2 separate regions of the Homo sapiens genome follow, and region 2 is linked to region 1. The links are chromatin contacts, found by Hi-C or POLR2A ChIA-PET in ENCODE. All regions are on one chromosome and are shown on one strand. Each heading gives the region's core, a stretch centred on a gene start or an enhancer-like site at or near the end of the contact. The rest is flanking DNA. Distances are from core to core; before and after follow the strand shown. Region 1 overlaps ILDR1 (immunoglobulin like domain containing receptor 1). Region 2 holds the start of PARP15 (poly(ADP-ribose) polymerase family member 15).

The links. Hi-C counts contacts between places; a loop is a spot of excess contacts on that map. ChIA-PET counts read pairs that join two places held with the same protein, here RNA polymerase II (POLR2A). Pooled maps may share reads with other maps.
Region 2: a map of B cell shows a loop between it and region 1 (7-fold over the local background). The contact joins the promoter of PARP15 here to the enhancer-like site in region 1. A Hi-C loop is called at or near these places in 1 of 168 maps with a recorded cell type or tissue (B cell), 4 of 37 single-sample maps with no recorded cell type and 4 of 50 pooled maps. POLR2A ChIA-PET finds 5 or more read pairs at or near these places in 1 of 52 experiments (activated T-cell).

The regions. Positions count from the first base shown.
Region 1 is chr3:121,996,525-122,001,377 of GRCh38, forward strand. ILDR1 (immunoglobulin like domain containing receptor 1) reads right to left here. Exons shown (of 8, transcript NM_001199799.2): 5 at 4,784-4,853. Among named protein-coding and RNA genes, the nearest start is that of ILDR1, 23 kb to the right of the region's middle. RefSeq lists enhancers at 892-971, 1,002-1,111. Within about 2 kb of position 2,472, at least 6 of the 41 ENCODE cell types and tissues checked have a DNase peak (open chromatin) inside an H3K27ac peak, as active enhancers do; they include B cell, where a contact is called at or near this core.
Region 2 is chr3:122,574,648-122,579,500 of GRCh38, forward strand. It overlaps PARP15 (poly(ADP-ribose) polymerase family member 15), which reads left to right and starts at 3,003. Exons shown (of 12, transcript NM_001113523.3): 1 at 3,003-3,206. The coding sequence starts at 3,021. DTX3L (deltex E3 ubiquitin ligase 3L) reads left to right here. Exons shown (of 5, transcript NM_138287.3): 5 at 1-556. RefSeq lists enhancers at 1,386-1,435, 2,970-3,249 and a silencer at 3,310-3,359.

The sequences.
Region 1 (4,853 bases), core at 1,222-3,721:
GGGGTATCTGTTGCTCACCTAATGGGGAATCAGATAGGCAATAAAAGTAGGAAACCTGGATAAGGCAACAAAGCTGCAAAAGACTCCCAATAAGTTATCTTTTAACCTCAGTGGAGTAAAATCTGCCTTAGTCACCCTTAATGAGCTTGTTAAAAATACAGCTTTCTGAGCCTCACTCCCAGGGACTCTCCTTCAGCTGGTCTAATGCAAGGCAAGAAAATTTGTATTTTCAACAAGCTCCCTGTTCCAATAATGTAGGAGTCAACTTGGAATTGACTGCTGAGGATTCTCAACAACCCTTTGGTCACCATTCCTTACCATCCCCTCTCCACTCTTACAGAACCCATTCTTGCCCTTGTTTTGTTTTTTTTGTTGTTGTTGTTTTGTTTTGTTTGAGATGGAGTCTCGCTATGTCACCCAGGCTGGAGTGCAATGGCACGATCTCGGCTCACTGCAACCTTCGCCTCTGGGGTTCAAGCGATTCTTCTGTCTCAGCCTCCCGAGTAGCTGGGATTACAGGCGCCCACCACCATGCTCAGTTAATTTTTGTATTTTTAGTAGAGATAGGGTTTCACCATGTTGGCCAGGCTGGTTTTGAACTCCTGACCTCAGGCGATCTGCCTGCCTCGGCCTCCCAAAGTACTGGGATTACGGGCATGAGCCACCATGCCCAGCCCTTGCCCTTCTTTTAACCTATGGTCACTTAGTCTATTTGCTTTCTCCAAAACTACCAGTCCTCCCTGATTTGACTGACCAGTCATTTCTGGGACATCCTCAGGTGTTTCCTAGAATCTGATGCCCCTTTGAACTCTTGTCATTTTAGCTTTAGGAAACTACCAGCAGATGCTTCTGGGTCCCAACCAGGCAATTGACCTCAAATAGCCCTCCTCCCAATAGGGCTTTCCTTCTTGACCTCTCAAACATGCATTCCCTCCTCTATAGCAGCAGGTTAAACATTCCCCACCTCTTAGGTCTTCCCCTGCCTGTGAACTTTCTGCTGATGACTTCATCTCTATTGATGAAGAGGAACCAGCCCTGAACGTGGAGCCAAGAAACCTAGGTTTAGTCCAGGGCCCACTGCTAACAGGCTGTAACAAGTAATTGTGGAAAAATCTCCCTCGACTTCACTTCCCTCAGCTGTGAGGCAGAAGGAGATGGGGCAGGAGAGATCAGAGAGTCTCACTGTGGCTGTGGCCTACTGCTGGGCATGCCTGGAGGTTCTCCAGTAAGGAGGGCCAGTAACTGCTCTAGGGATGAAAGCCGTTTCTCCAGTTCTTAGGGAAAAAATACGTTTCCATTTCAAAAATGTCTATCTTTAAGTCCTACAGAGGGCTGTTTACCACTATTAGGTGAACTATCAAGGGTTACTAAAATTTGGTCTTATTTTCATTTTTCTCCTCTCTAATCCTTTTTTAACTCTCACTAGAAAGTGGGAGCAGGTTGGGGAGGTGGGATGTGATCAAAGAAGTTCAAGAATCACTGACATGTTTCTTGAAGCTTCCTTCTGCATCTAGAATTTTGATTTGCTGAAATCGAGTCAGGCAGATGTGAGCTCCCTCAGCTTCCTCCCTTACATCTTAATCATCCTCCACATTTTAATGACTTCCTTTCTGTCTTCAGAGGCCAGGCTGCTTCCCTTTCCCTTCCGCTCCCTTTCTAAGGCCAGTTCTTTCCTTGTAGGGCTGAGGCCACTCCTACCAGCTTCATCACTCATCAGTGACCTCACTTCTTAATGCTTCACTTTACTCATTTGATATTAACCTTGGTTCTTTGCTTATAAACATGTTTAGGATTACCTTATTCTACAAACACCAACAATAACTCCTTACTCCTCTAACCAAAGAGCTTTCTTTAATAACTCATGCCCTTCCATGCAATTCTTCTTGTCAACAAACTTCTCAGGACAGTCTACCCCAGTGACTCACTTTGAAAGTGACCTCATCGGCCCAAGTTCAGGGATCTTTGTAATCTACATTTCTTGATTTTACTAGTTTTTTAAAATGAACCTAATCCCTCAGGAGAAACAACTCTCCCGCAGAACCTCCATTTATTAGTTTACTAATAAGTGGTGCACTTATCATTTGTGTTAGCTTTGTCCCCAGTCTTGCCTGCTTTTAGTGCCCCACGAACCTAGGGAGTCTAAGCAGGCATCTTGGGCGGGTTTTTCTTATCTCATCCTGCATATTATTACTCCAGTGACAGTGATTTCTCCATGGCCTCCTCCCTAAGATCCCTGAAAGGTAGGGGGCCCCACAGTCCAATGCTGCATCCTCCACGACTTTTCCCCTCCTACGGTGTCTTAGCCAATCCCACAGTGATCCACCTACAGAGGCTGTGGCAGTCTCTGCTGTAGGAATGCAGACTCTCACAAGTCAGATGAACATGGATTCAACTCTGCAAAACCACTGCTACTTCCTAGCTGTGGGGCTTTTCTGACCTTTGGTCTCCCATCTTTTAAAAGAGATGACTTCTGCCTTCTAGGGTGGTTGTGAGGATTCAGTGAGGAAACGTATGCAAGGGGACTACACATCAGACATCCAATAAAAGTTAGTTCTCTTTTCCTGTAAGACAGCAACCTCAGAGCACAGGCCTGAAACCAGACTCAGGCCACCGACTTTCTTCACATTGTAGATCAGGTTTTGTTTCTATCTTAATAGGTCATTCATTATTTTTCCCTTAAAAAATTTCCTTTCAAATGGATCAAACTGATAAAGGTGGTTATCTCTGGGTACTCAGATGAGTCATTACATTTTCCTGAATTTCTCAAATTTCCTACAATATAGTACTTTATTTAGATCATCTGGAAGAGGAAATGTTATTGAAAATAGAAGCCAAAAAAAATTAAAAACCTTCTATTTAAAGCAGTTGGTGCTATTCCATCTATTTGACCAAGAAAATAACTTTATAGAATAATTTTGTATTATTTTGCCTTTACCATGTATTCTGTAGCCAACATTTTTTAGGGCATAATTCTGTTATAGCTCTGTTTTAAAGGATCAGATGTTAGTCCAAAGGAAGATCACATTGAAAGCAAGATCATCTGCTCCCTCTTCCCTTGCCCTAACTCAAGGATTCTCAAAGTGTGGCTCCTCTACCAGCAGCAGCACATCACCTGGAAACTTTTGAGATAAGAAATACAAATAAAGTTCTAAGCCCCCAAATGACTAACAGACCCCCTCTTGGCCAAGGGGACCCCAGAGAAATCTTGGAAGCTAAGTTCATGGCCATGACGGGATGGGAGGTCAGACTCACCTCATTATATCCCCTCTCACAGTGACCACCCCTTTCAAAAGACTCCACGTGGATAATGTCAATTACTAGTTTATCTTCCCAGGTACAGAACAAAGGCAAGATAAGGTCTAATTCTTCTTTTCCCCTTTTCTAATATTCACCTTATCTTATGTAAAATATAGATTTGCTGGGCACTAACTAAAGTTTCACAAGTATATAATCATTTGTTTCATTGCTGCCTCCCACTTCTTAAGGAAAATGTATAAATACTAAACCTCCTGGGAACCTCTTTGAAAAAAAAAAACAGCCACAGATGCATCTGTGACTTATGTTTTTTCCCTGGGTATGCCCTCAAGCTAGCTCAATAAACCTCAATGATCTGAGACTTATGCCTCAGTCACTCATTTTGATTGCCAGAGAAATAAAAATTCTCAGGTCCTGCCCCAGACAGGTTGAGTCAGAAAACGGAGATGGCAGCCAAAAATTAAGTTAAGGAGGAAAAAAAAAAAAAAAGAAAAAACAGAAATCATCCCTACCTCCTGACCTCTGGAGAGGGGAGAGTGGCTGAAGGTGACTTGATCACTGATAGCCAATGACTTAATCAATCATGCCTATGTAATGAAGTCTCCATAAAAACCCAAAAGGACTAGGTTCAAGGAGCTTCCTGGCTGCTGAAGACGGAGGTCCTGGGAGGGTGGCACACCTGGAGAGGACATGGAAGCCCCTCCCCGCTCCCACATACCTTGCTCTATACATCTCTTCATTTGGCTGTTCACTTGTATTCTTTTAAATATTCTTTGTAATAAGTGGGTAAACATAAGTAAACTGTTTCCTTAAATTCTGTGAACTGCTCTAGCAAATTAATTGAACTGGAGGAAAGGGTCATTGTAACTCCCAGTTTATAGCCATTTGCTCAGAAGCACAGGTGACAACCTACTAGTTGCAACTGCAATTAGCATCTGAAGTAGGGGGCAGTCTTGTGGGACTAAGCCTTCCACCTGTGGGGTCTGGTGCTATTTCCAGGTAAATAGCATCAGAATTGAGTTAAATTATAGGACATTCAGTTGGTGTGCGCTGAGTAATTCCTTTTTGTGTGGGGAAAACACACACACACTTGGTGTCAGAAGTATCGAGTGGCATGTGAGAATAGGAAAAAACAGTTTTGTTTTCCTTTACAAGTGGCCTTCTCTCTTACTGGCTTATTTAAACCACTCGCTCCAGCCCACCTTATGTCTAAATGAGGTCAGTGCTAGGAATGAAGATCGAAGCACAGGTACATCAGGGCTGCAGAGGAAATGCCATCAGTAGGCAGAGCTATCTGAGAGATGCTTTAGGCAGCCTGAGGAGTGGACAGGCAAATGTCCTTCCATGTGGCTACCTAGCCTCCCCAGGCATCATTTTCAGGGCTGAGGCTAATGTCCTCTGTCCCTATGATGGGAGAAGGGCATGGAGGAGAACCTGGAAGAATCTTTGACCTGGCACTTGAAGCTGATCTGCTTGACGTCCTGGTCCCTAATCCACTCCATTCCACTGCTTGTCTGTCCCCTCTCACCTTCCTCAGGACAGCAGCAGTGGGCAGGACAGCAGGGACAGCGGATATAGCAGCAGCAATACTGAGGACA
Region 2 (4,853 bases), core at 1,753-4,252, 580 kb after region 1:
GGTCACACAGTTAATAAGTGGAAATGCTGGGGTATGAACCAGGTAGTCTGCCCCCATAGCTCTGCCCCCCAGAGCTGTACTGTCTCCCATGAGGGTACTTCTCCATGGAGCAGCCTGAGGCGATCCCTTTATTCTGGGCTTCTCTCAGAAATGGATTCCCACACAGTATTCAAAGCAAATTTCCCCAGAGGAAATCCTATTGGAAGAACTTAAAAACTCAGAATCTTTTTCTTTGTCCAGAGAGTTGAGGAAGCTTAAGCTAAATGATACATGTTTTTAAAAAAAAATCAGATTATAAATTTAGTTTTTGGTGATTCATTAAATTCTTTACTATTATAGTTATTTTCTAGCTGTTCATCTTTTAGCTAAATTTGTTCCAAAGAAGCAAAAGTTTGGTTTCTACTAAGTTCTGGATTCTGGATGGGAGATTGCACTGTGTGTGACATGCAAGTTTCATGGTGTGGGAGATTGCAGAGCATTTGGGTTACTGCTTTTACTCTTTGGAAGCTGTTATCATCTGTATCTGCTTTAAATAAAGTTAAAGATTTGGAACAAATTGTGTTCTTTCCCTTGCTTCTTTTTTTTTCCTTTAGGTTGAGATTCTGGGTGTTTCCTACAACACACACAGCATACAGTTGTATAACATGTGCATGGAGATCTTTGGTTGATTTTGTGTGTAGCTGCTTCCTAAATATGATCACAGTACAACTTAACTACTCTTGACTTCACTGCTGTTACTTTTGGCTGTAAAAATCACATTTCTCAGTATTTTTTCCTTATAACATATAGGTTATAAAGATAAAAGTAGGCTGCAGATATCATCTCTTCTCTCCTGGAGAGAGTATATACAATACCCTATCAAACTATATTTGCCCTCTCCTTGCTTCTTGAGGTTCTGTTTCACCTCTCCAACATTGGTGCTGAAGTACCCAGACAGGTCATTGAGCACTATTAGATCAGGGGCACCCTTCTCTCCAAAGAAAAAATAAAATAAAAGAATAATACATATTTGATGCTTCCCTGAAAATAGCATCAAAGTAATCATTAGGAGAAAAATAAGATCTTTATTGGACTTCCTTACACTTACCGTAATAGTTTAGTGTTTACAAAAATTATCCAGGCATGGTGGTACACATCTGTAATCCCAGCTATTCCGGAGGCTGAGGCATGAGAATTGCTTGAACCCAGGAGGCAGAGGTTGCAGTAGGCTGGGATCAGGCCACTGCACTCCAGCCTGGGCAACAGAGCGAGACTCTGTCTCAAAAAAAAAAAAAAATGTTTAGTACTGTTTTTGGTTTGATTTCCATACAGAAGTTAGGTGCTATTTCCTTTTTTATCGATTGGGTCATTTTTATTGATCAGATCTAAAACATAGAGCTTGATGCAAAGATTAAGATATTAATAATTTTGGAGGTCCAAGCCCAAGGACAAACAAAAAGAGAAGTGAGGCAAAGTAAGATGTAATGTAACGCGGTGCTAGGGGTTATCACCCTGGTTACTGCTTCACAATGAACCTGATGTTGCTGGTCTGGGAATTACATTTAGAGATCCACTGGCCTAGAAAATAGAGTTTAAACTCAGCAGCATGGCCGTTAGCGATTGCTCATGCCACTTTGCATACTTTGTGCTCCTTCCTCACCACCAAGTCCCTAGGGTTCAGTCACACCAGACTACAAGATTTTCCAAAGCACAGTCTATGCTTTCATTCATGTGATCTTTGTTCTGTGTAATCCACCCCCATCGCTGCTCTCTGCATGACAGATGATGAAAAAGGGAACTCTGAAGAGAGAGAGGGAGAGAGAGACACACCTCATTCTCATTCTTCACCTGATTTTCCTCTTAGAAAGTCCCCTACTCATCATGCAAGGTCTTACTGAAATGCCACTACTATAGAAACTTTTCTCCAATCTTGTCTCTAAATTACAACGAACCACTGATTTCTGTTATCCTAATACTTTATATGTATCTCAATGCAAATACGATACCAAAACCTTTTACCCTGCTCTCTGCCTTGGAGGTGGTACTGAGGGCTGACCTCTAAGTACCACATCAGCTCCATTCTCTGATTACTCATTGGGTTCTGCAGTGGGAGGTACCAGCACGAGATTGGAAGGCACACGGAGAGAGTACTTGGGATGCTTATACTCCCCTGGCTGTCTTCCGAAAGCAGTCATGGGTTCTACCTGCTGGCACTTGGTATAGCTCTTACCAAGTTCAGGAGATGCCCCCTCCCTTGCCCCTTCAGCCTAGATGGTAAGGGGAGGAGGCTACTTCACCATCTCTCAATGGTTTCCTTAACCCTTTGCCCACACCTGTGTAAATAATTTCTTTATTAAATTATCTTCAATTATTAATTTTGAGTATACCATCTGTATACTGCCAGGACTTTTCGTGATACACCAGGTAACAGTATTAATCTATGTTTTATTTCTCCACCTCCTACTTCACCCCTCACTCCAAAGAGAGGGGATCTGTGTCTAATTCATCTTTATAATCTTAACACAGTGCCAGGCATATCAAAGGCCTTCAATACGCGTTGATTGAATTAAATAATGCCCTGTTGGGCCAGAGGGGAACCTGACTCCAGCCCTGGCTTAGGGAGCACAGGAGAGAACCCAGTGTATTTTTCTAAATATGGGTGTGTAGGGAGAATTGGGGGGAAAGGAGTGGGATGCCCAACAGAAAAGGAAAGGAATACTGATTCCTGTGTTTTAATGTGCCAGGCATTCTACAGACTTTATCTCATTTAATCTTCATTATAATAACATGAAATAGTTATGGCTGTGCCCACTGTACAGATGCTATTGACTGAGGCTACATAACTAATAAAATTGCAGACCTCAGGATTTTGACCCAGGATTTGTCTGGCAGTAACGTCTGTCCCAAAGGGCGACACAATCCTGAGGCAGCTGTTCGCAAACTCGAGGCCTCAATCTTTGACGGAAGCGGTTTTCAGAGAAAAGAAGTTCGAGGCACAAGCCTGTTGGGTGGGGCGCAACTGCAGTCCCAGCGAGCTGAGGATGGCTGCGCCAGGCCCCCTTCCTGCCGCTGCTCTGAGTCCAGGGGCTCCGACCCCCAGAGAACTTATGCACGGAGTTGCAGGTGTTACTTCCAGAGCCGGACGAGATCGGGAGGCGGGGAGCGTGCTGCCGGCCGGGAACCGTGGGGCGCGGAAGGCCTCCCGGCGCTCTTCCTCCCGGAGTATGGTGAGGAGCGCGGGGGACGGGTGCGGGAAGGGGACAGCAGGGCTGAGCCTGGGGCCCGCAAGACCCAGCAGCCCGAGCGGGCGCAGAGACCCCACGCCACGCACAACCCTCTCTTCTAGGGGGCGCCGACTACACTGACTTCCCTGTTCCGGAAGAGGGGGATGCGTGCTGCTTCTTTTTCCTTAGCATTTCTGGTGGTTTTTTTTTTTTTTCCCTTAAAATTTAAAAGTTCTTTATAAAGTTTGAAAGGATATGAGTCCTTTATTCGTGATATGTGTTATGAATATGTCCTCCCAATTTATTTTTTGTTTTTTGAGTTTGCTTATGGGGGGCTTTTGTTTCTCTTTGCCATGCAAATATTTTAAATTTTGTGTGGCAAGACTTACCAGTCTTTTATTTTATGACGTCTAGACTTTTAGTCATATTTTAATATATGACTTTTAGTCATACTCTTCCCTACACCCAAGTTATAGAAGAGTTCACTCATGCTTGCTTCTAGTACTTGAACTGATGTATTTTTTACATTTAGATCTATAATACATTTGGAGTGTGTTATTGTGTGTGGTTTGAGGAGTGAATCTAATTATTTTTTTTCAAATGGGTATCAAGTGTCCCAACACCATTTATTATAAAGGTCGTCACTGTCCCAGTAACTTGAGATACCAGCTTTATCATGTACTAGACTTTCATATGTGGTTCGGGTATTTCTGGACCTTCTATTTTCATCCATTGACCCGTTTATTCATCTGCTTTAGAGAGGCTTTGCTGTATGTTTTAATGTCAGGGCTAGTCTTCCTAGAGAGTGCTTCCTTGTCACTATTTTCCTAGCTATTCTTGTTGTTTATTTTTCCTTATGAACTTTTCTGATGTATGATCAGTTTAAAAAAAAAAAAGAAAAGCTCTTTGGAATTTTTATTGGGATTGCATTAAATTAATAAATTACAGAGAGCTGATATCTTTAGGTGGTGTTGACATGGTCTAACCTACTGTGCTGTGAAAGATTGAAAATTTGAGTATGTAATGTATATGATATTAAATTGTGAATTGGTGGGACATATGTAACAGCTTTTCAACAATTGTAGATACTGGTACTTCATATCCTCTTAAGGAAAATTTGCCTCCAAATTTTAAGCTGGAAAGTCACTAGAATAACTTTTAAAAACAATTACAATACATGACTTTTTAAACTTTTTTGTGTGTGTATGTTAAGAATAGTGTACAAATTGAAATATCTGTGTACTGATCCTCGACACAACCAATGAAATCTCCATTATGAAGGAATGTTTTGAAGCACATAGAAAAGGAAGCGAAACAAAGGATGCCTTTTCATTGTTTAAGTCTATTTTTGTGTCTTTAAAGAAGGTTTATAGTTATCTTCACATAAAACATTTCAATTTTTCTTTTTTCTCAATATTATATATGAGGTTTACTCATTCGCTATGTTGTCTATTTACGTGTATGTATGCTTTGATGTTTTCTTTCATTTTAAAAATTAAGGTGTAATTTACAGACAGCTTTTCTATATTTAGAAAATTCATACTTTTTAGTGTATACTTCTGTGAGTTTTGACAAATGTTTACCAGTATAATGAAGATATAAAAGAGTTTTCTACCAGTTTCTTTGTCTTCAACCTCTTCACTCAAGATG